Linked DNA regions of Homo sapiens: region 1 is linked to region 2. Evidence: chromatin contacts called from ENCODE Hi-C or POLR2A ChIA-PET data. All regions are on one chromosome and are shown on one strand. Each heading gives the region's core, a stretch centred on a gene start or an enhancer-like site at or near the end of the contact. The rest is flanking DNA. Distances are from core to core; before and after follow the strand shown. Region 1 overlaps PRKCE (protein kinase C epsilon). Region 2 overlaps PRKCE (protein kinase C epsilon).

Region 1 (3,972 bases), core at 324-2,823, 47 kb after region 2:
AGACCTGCCAAGGAGACTGGGCCTGAAAATAGTTCTGCTCCTATGACGATTCCAAAGAAAGATGTCTCACATTTCCTAATGCCACTTGGCTGACTGCTTGAGGGGAAAAAATTGTCACAGTCTATGGGGGTGCTAATTAGCATCAATTAAAACTCAGCTAGCCTGCCCTGGCACTGAATTACCTGCAGGACTTGCTCAGTCCTTGTGAAAATCAAAGGGAAATCCAGAGACAAAGAGATTCTGCGGTGATAGGAATATCAACTTACTTTCCCCACTGAACATTTCAACCAACGCTTGGCTAGCCAGTATCCTTTCATTCAGGAAGTAAAATCTCTGCTGGATTTGTCAAGAGGATAAAATGCTCAAAGTTACTAAGGCCATTACAAACTATTCCCCCATTAAAAATAAATAAAAGACGTACAATATTCTTTTTTCGTAAAGAGAACTGAGGTGACTTTACAACTACATACACATAGCCTTCAATAAACAGGCTTTATTTCTTGCCTACTATATGCCAGGAACACCTCAATTTACCGTGGCAGAAAACTAGAATCTTGGCTGGGCGTGGCGGCTCACACCTATAATCTCAACACCTTGGGAGGCTGAGGTGGGTGAATCACCTGAGGTCAGGAGTTGAAACATGATGAAACCCCGTTTCTACTAAAAATACCAAAAATAGCCAGGCATGGTGGCACATGCCTGTAATCCCAGCTACTTGTGAGGCTGAGGCAGGAGAATTGCTTGAATCCAGGAGGTGGAGGTTACAGTGAGTGGAGATCGCGCCATTGCACTCCAGCCTGGGCAACAAGAGTGAAACTCCATCTCAAAAAGAAAATTAGCCAGGCAAGGTGATGTGTGCCTGTAATCCCAGTTACTTGGGAGGCTGAGGCCCAAGAGTCACTTGAACCCAGGAGGCAGAGGTTGGAGTCAGCCAAGATCGTGCCACTGCACTCCAGCCTGGTCAACAGAGCAAGATTCTGTCTCAAAAAAAATAAATAAATAAAAAATAAAACTAGAATCTCAAAGTTATCTGGGAACCAAACTACCCCCTTACCACCAGTGTGTTATTTCAAAAGTTCCTACCTCGTACTCTCAGACAGGCACCCTCTGTAAAATCGGTGCTCATCAAACATCATTTTGAAAAAGAAAATGAGTAAGAAATCATGTTATCTGTAAAAAATGAGTTAGAAATCATGTTATCTGAAAAAAAGAATAAGAAATCATATTATGAAGTTCAAACTTATCAAATTCTACACTTTAAATATGGGCAGTTTGTATGTCAGAGATGTCTCAGTAAAGCTGTTTGTAAAAAATTTAATAAGTTCATTTATGATTGTTTGGATAAACAACACTTATATTTTAATAAGCTTAAACACTACCATTTCATAATTAAAATAAAAACCAAGTTTACTGCCCATAAAGAGCACTGGTGAAGAATTTGAATGGCGAGGAGAACCCTGAGTCTGCACCACTGGGGCGGTGTGGCTGGGGAGGAGAAACAAATGCATGCAAAGGTTACTAATAACCCAAGACAGGATGTAATAAGTGCCAAATGAGTGACTCAGACAATACATGTCACAGGAGTAGTGACTGCTGACCATGCACTTAGTGAGCACCAAGCCAGGCTGCTGCTTTAATACAGGGCATGCATGCCTCTCACAGTCCTTGGGGTTTGGATTCCCACAGGCATTGTCTATTTGTGTCCACGCATGGGGAATGGCAGTTGCATTACCAAGAAATAGCCCCAGCTCTGGTCTCTCTGATCTCATCCACAGGCCCAGGTAGAGATAATCAGCAGAGCCAGATGAATTTCAGGAATATAATTTCAGATGAAACAGCTCAAGGAGTCAAGTGGGACATTAATCACAGGTGGAAGCACCAAAACCAAAACAATTTTGGCTGGCCTGTACTTAGGTGCATCATAAACGCCTACCTGGGTACTCTGACAACTTTTTCATGACTCAGTTTACAAATAGATATAATGGGACCATTTTCCAAATGGTGATTTTAAAATCACCTGGTTAAAATTTAGGATAACTACATTGCCCTAGACACTCAATCACAATTACTTCCCACCAGGAGGCTTATTATATTAAGAAAATGCTATGCCTTTTTTTTTTTTTTTTTTTTTTTTTTTTTTGAGACAGAGTCTTGCTCTGTCTCCCAGGCTGGAGTGCAGTGGGGTGATCTCGGCTCACTGCAACCTCTGCCTCCTGGGTTCAAGCGCTTCTCCTGCCTCAGCCTCCCGAGTGACTGGGATTACAGGTGCATGCTACCACACCCAGCTAATTTTTGTATTTTTAGTAGAGACGGGGTTTTAGCATCTTGGCCAGGCTGGTCTTGAACTCCTTATCTCATGATCCACCCACCTCGGCCTCCCAAAGTGCTGGGATTACAGGCGTGCGCCACCGCACTCAGCCCAAAAATGCTATGTCTTTAAATGACATGTATAGATTATAATACATAAGTTACTAGAGTTTTAAATCTCTAACCTCTAACACAGGGTCTGGTGGCCTGGAACACAGTAGGTAGTCAATAAACGTTGAATGAAGAGCAAATATCCTGTATAAGAACTTCAGGGTACCTAAGACAACTCTCTAATTGTTTTACATGTGTTCATCTGGTTTTTGTTAAAAGCATGTTGAGACAAACCATATGTTCTTATTTATCTTCACAAGTTGAAAGGTATAGGCTATTGGAAAGACTCTACAATAGGTGCATTTGTTAAAAAGGCTTTTCTGCTCTCTTAAAGACCATTTAACAGCAAGACATCTTGGCCATATATGTATGTATATATCTGAGAGTCTGTGAGTTTTAGCCTACTGGCAGAAGTCGGCTGGCCTTTATCAAGCCTGTTTTTATCTTACTTTCCCCGTTTGGTTCACCATGTCGCAAGCATGTAAACAGTCCAACTTTAAAGTTTAACCCTGGGCACCATAAAACTAACAGTTAAAGAAACAAGTTTGCGCCTAAAAGGCCAAAATAAGCATCCCCACCACAGGTTAGCGAATATTTAGGTTATCAGAAGTGTAATTCTCTTTTTCCATTCTCACACCCTGCAGAGGGGAAAGAAGGGGGCACACAGAGCGGTTGTATGCTTATTCCATCCAATCAGCACTAACAAACTAACATCTCCTAACTTGGCAAGAACCAGTCTTGCTGCTAGACCTCCTAAGATTGCTGGTGTCCACCACTGAAATCCAACAAAGTTATTAACCTCTGGAGGTTTAGAACACCAATATCAAACCATCATGTCATTATTTGTCTAATGACATCTATTGTTTCTAGAATAGCTAGCCCTGGTCTGTGAATGGTAGCCTCAAATCTGTACCCTCACTCTTTATCCCAATAAACCTGTTCATCTCTGAATGTTTCTCTTTACCTCTCTTGTTTAATAGTTATCATCTCCCTCAAATGCTCTACTAATACAGAAATGTGCTAAATCTCTTCCCAGATCTAACATCATGAAATAAAATTATGGAGACAGGGCAGAGCCTAGGTTTAGAAGAGAGACTTCTCATGCCCTTTGCTCTACAAGGACTTCACCTTCATGTTGCATGGTCCTTTGGGCAGGCCCGGAAGAGCCAAGCTGAACCAGTCCTCTCTACCCTAGCTGGAGGGAACACAGAAGAAGGAAGGCAAAGTGCCTACAGAGGTCAATCAACACCACTACAGCAGGGCCCCACATACACCCGCAGACTACAGGCTCCCTGTTCTTGGTGGACATCAGCTCCCCATATCCCCTCTTCTTGTAAGTGTTCCACATGCACCCACTCTGTGCATTATCCCGATCCACCCCATCATTCAAGTTCTACTGCTACTGAAAAGGCTTCATAACTATTACAACCTGTACACCCATGAGCTTGACCTCCTTAGATCCACAGTACTTCCTGTCCATATTGTCTACTTGGCACTTATTATAAACAGACTTAGATTTTAATATATATGGACTTTATTTTCCCTGTTAGATTG
Region 2 (3,533 bases), core at 213-2,712:
GAGGCTGAGGCGGGTAGATAGCTTAAGGCCAGGAGTTTGAGACCAGCCTGGCCAATGGGGTGAAACCCTGTCTGTACTAAAAATACAAAAATTAGCCAGGTGTGGTGGTGCACACCTGTAATCCCACCTACTAAGGTGGCTGAGGCACAAGAATTGCCTGAACCCAGGAGGCAGAAGTCGCAGTGAGCCGAGATTGTGCCACTGTACTCGAGCCTGGGCAACAGGGTGAGACTCTGTCTCGGGAAAAAAAAAAAAAAAAAAATTACAACTGGTGGCTCACAGTTGTAATCCCAGAGCTTTGGGAGGCCAAGGTAGGAGGATCACTTGAGGCCAGGAGTTTGAGACCAGCCTGGGCAACACAGCAAGACTCCATCTCTACAAAAATAAAAAATAAAAAATTAGCTGGGTATGGTGGCCCACACCTGTAATCCTAGCTACCCAGGAGGCTGAGATGGGAGGGTTGTTTGAGCCCAAAAACTTGAGGTTACAGTGAGCACCACTGCACTCAAGTCTGGGTGACAGAGCGGAACCCTGTCTCTAAAAAATTTATTTTTCCAGTGTTGTGCTCTGTTGTCCCCAAACGGCTCTTCAAGCCTGGCGTCTATGGTAACATGACTGTAACCTCAGTGCTGCCCTGCTAATGTGTGGTTTCTGTTTTTCTTCCTCTTTTCAAATCCAAGGTTAACCAACGGACTCAAAACATCCATTCTTGTCAATGTTGTTGAACTATAAAAGTATGACTCTATACCCTTAAAAAATGCAAAATGCCCAGGACCCAAAGATCTCCTCCATGCTGATCTGTTCCTCTTTTAAGACTCCAGGTGGAGCTAGTAGGAACTGCACTCCAGGCTTTGAGCCATTGACAGATCTGCTCCCCTTGAGGCAAGGTGGACGTACTAGTTCTTCCTCCGGTCAAGGATGGCCAGAGCAGTCTGGACCCACTCTGGCCTAATCAGCATCAGCATACAGGCTCATCATCCATTACACTACCAATGTCCCTTGGAATATTTTCTGCTCAAACTTAAAAAATAAGCCCCCATGGAGGATACAGCCTAGAATCTCTAGTACAGATTCAAAAATAGCTGTATTCCTGAGTATGCACATCCCTTCAAAACGGTGTAAAAATTTTCAGAAGCCAAGGGTCAGTGATCACAGCCTCACTGGGGCCTAAAAATATCCTTCAGGCTATTGCTGTAGGAGGGGGAAAAGGAATCGGAAAGTAATGAAGGGGGACACATAGATGCATATGATGGAGGCTCCAGGGAGGGCCGAGCTGGCTTGATATCACATCTACACTGGCTGTCTCATAAGCGTATTAGGATCACACCCTTTGATAATAAAGAGGATGCAATGACCCCTGCTAAGAAGACACAGGCTTGAGCTGAGGATGGCTTTCATGGCACCTTTCATCTACTTTCTCTCTACTCTATCTTGCTCAGTCTCCCATAAGCCAGTGCAAACAGAGACTGCACTGTGTCCTCCACCGCCCTATGTGAATTAACCAGCAAGGATCCTGGTATAAGTGACGTGGTATCAGCTCCTTCGGGTCCCAAGGACAATGCCTCTGTTCCATTGATCAAGGCTTTGGAACTCCTTCCTTTGGAGTCCAGGCTTCCAAGTCATCATGGTAGCCATGGTCGGAATCCTACCTTGGCAAGTTGAGAGCAAGATCCCTGGTGGGGCAGTGAAAAAGAAAGACGATGGGAAGTGAGGGAAGAAGTGGGAATAGAGGCAGCCTCACTTGGCAAACACAGTGCAGCACAGCCTACCAGTTAGGAGCCAGTGCCCCAGTGCCACCGTATACTGAGTTCAAATCTTTGCTAACACCCAGCTCCAACACCCAACTCTAAACACATTACTCAACCTCTCTAACCTTAAAGGAGAGATGATGGTCATACCTTCCTCATACAGTTGTTATGAAAAATAAGTGACATGATGCATGAAAAGCACTCAGCACAGGGCCTCAATAATTAGCAGCTGTTATTGCTCAGATACTGAAAACAAACCATGAACTGGTGAAGACAGACCTCAACTTACAGTCAGGCAACCTGGGGGCTTTCAGTTCCCCATCTGTAAAACAAGGGGCTGAGAATGAAGGTTCCTTCCAGCTCAGACACTCTAGAAGTCTGTGACTAAGATACAAAGATTCCAGCGGCACGTGGGCATTACAACTGTAATATAAAATGACACCCAATAGCACTTGCACCACCCTCAAAGCAAGCAGCATGCACAAGAGGATACTGTGAAGAGTGCGTGTGTTTGGGCATGGGACTATTGGGGGAAGGGTTCTGGTGAAGAAGGGGCCAGTGAAATGGCATTGCTTAGATTGTTCTCTGGCTTGCTAGTCCAACATCCAGGAATGTTTCTGGCCTTCTAGGTATGAAGCAGGCAATTAGGGTCTTATAAAAATAAAAATAAAAAATTTCACTTAAAATCAAGAGGGAGAAATTTCTACTTGCCCTAACCTTGATCCTTTGCCCTTTGAAGCCAAAACAGATACTACCCTTAATTTATTTAGAGTAGCTTCTCACCCATCACCTTACTCCCTTGATGGGATACGAAGGACTTTCTGAAAGGATGTGGAGTCACACTTTGAAAAATACACTTACACAGAAGGAGCAGGCTTGAAAAGAAAAGATACGCTTAAACAGAAAGCGAGGCATGGTGTTTACTCAAGAGACCATCTCCCTCAGCCTGGTTTAAGCCAGTAAGGGCTTTATTTTCCATCTTGGCTTCCCAGAGTTTACTGTAAAAATACATGCCCTGGCTGGGCCCGGTGGCTCACGTCTGTAATCTCAGCACTTTGGGAGGCCGAGGCAGGCAGATCACGAGGTCAGGAGTTTGAGACCAGCCTGACCAACATGGTGAAACCCCGTCTCTACTAAAAATACAAAAATTAGCTGGGTGTGGTGGCGGGCACCTGTAATCCCAGCTACTCAGGAGGCTGAAGCGGGAGAATCGCTTGAACCCAGGAGCCAGCGGTTACAGTGAGCCGAGATCGCACCACTGCACTCTAGCCTGGGTGACAGAGCGAGACTCCGTCTTAAAAATAAAATAAAATAAAATAAAACACATGCCCCAATGTGAAGTCAAGAAGCAGAGTCCAACCAATGCAATGGCAAGAAACTAAAGGCATCAGGGAGCAAATGATGGCCAGCAGAACATCTGGGTGGAATGACAGATGTTGTACAAAAGCTTGGTCAAATCCTCTAAGCTACCTGGAATGCCCTCCCTCCTAGTCCAAATCCTCTTATCCTTATCCTTTAGGCAGAGTTTGAACCCCGTCCTCCGGGAAGCCCCCAGTGATCTCTCCCATTAGAGGTACCCACTCCCACTTTTGTGCACTGGTTGGACATACACAACATTCCGCCATTGCTTGTCTTCTACCTTCAATACACATCAGTTTCCATAAAAAGACTTCCAAAAGATCTTACTGTATCTCCCTTATCACCATGTATTTGGTTTATGCTAAATAAATAACTATGGCCTTAAGAGGTAGGTAAGCTGTTCTTGTCTACACAGTTTTCTACTCC

Evidence for each region. Hi-C counts contacts between places; a loop is a spot of excess contacts on that map. ChIA-PET counts read pairs that join two places held with the same protein, here RNA polymerase II (POLR2A). Pooled maps may share reads with other maps.
Region 1: a loop to region 2 is called in a map with no recorded cell type, with 7 times the contacts of the local background. The contact joins two enhancer-like sites. A Hi-C loop is called at or near these places in 6 of 168 maps with a recorded cell type or tissue (B cell, GM12878, OCI-LY7 and 3 more), 36 of 37 single-sample maps with no recorded cell type and 9 of 50 pooled maps. POLR2A ChIA-PET finds 5 or more read pairs at or near these places in 6 of 52 experiments (GM12878, HCT116, K562 and 3 more).

Annotation. Positions count from the first base shown.
Region 1 is chr2:45,679,457-45,683,428 of GRCh38, reverse strand. All of the region lies in intron 1 of PRKCE (protein kinase C epsilon), which reads right to left. Among named protein-coding and RNA genes, the nearest start is that of PRKCE-AS1, 5.9 kb to the right of the region's middle. Within about 2 kb of position 1,573, at least 6 of the 41 ENCODE cell types and tissues checked have a DNase peak (open chromatin) inside an H3K27ac peak, as active enhancers do.
Region 2 is chr2:45,727,185-45,730,717 of GRCh38, reverse strand. The region is part of intron 1 of PRKCE (protein kinase C epsilon); the gene reads right to left. Among named protein-coding and RNA genes, the nearest start is that of PRKCE-AS1, 53 kb to the right of the region's middle. RefSeq lists enhancers at 382-521, 902-981. Within about 2 kb of position 1,462, at least 5 of the 41 ENCODE cell types and tissues checked have a DNase peak (open chromatin) inside an H3K27ac peak, as active enhancers do.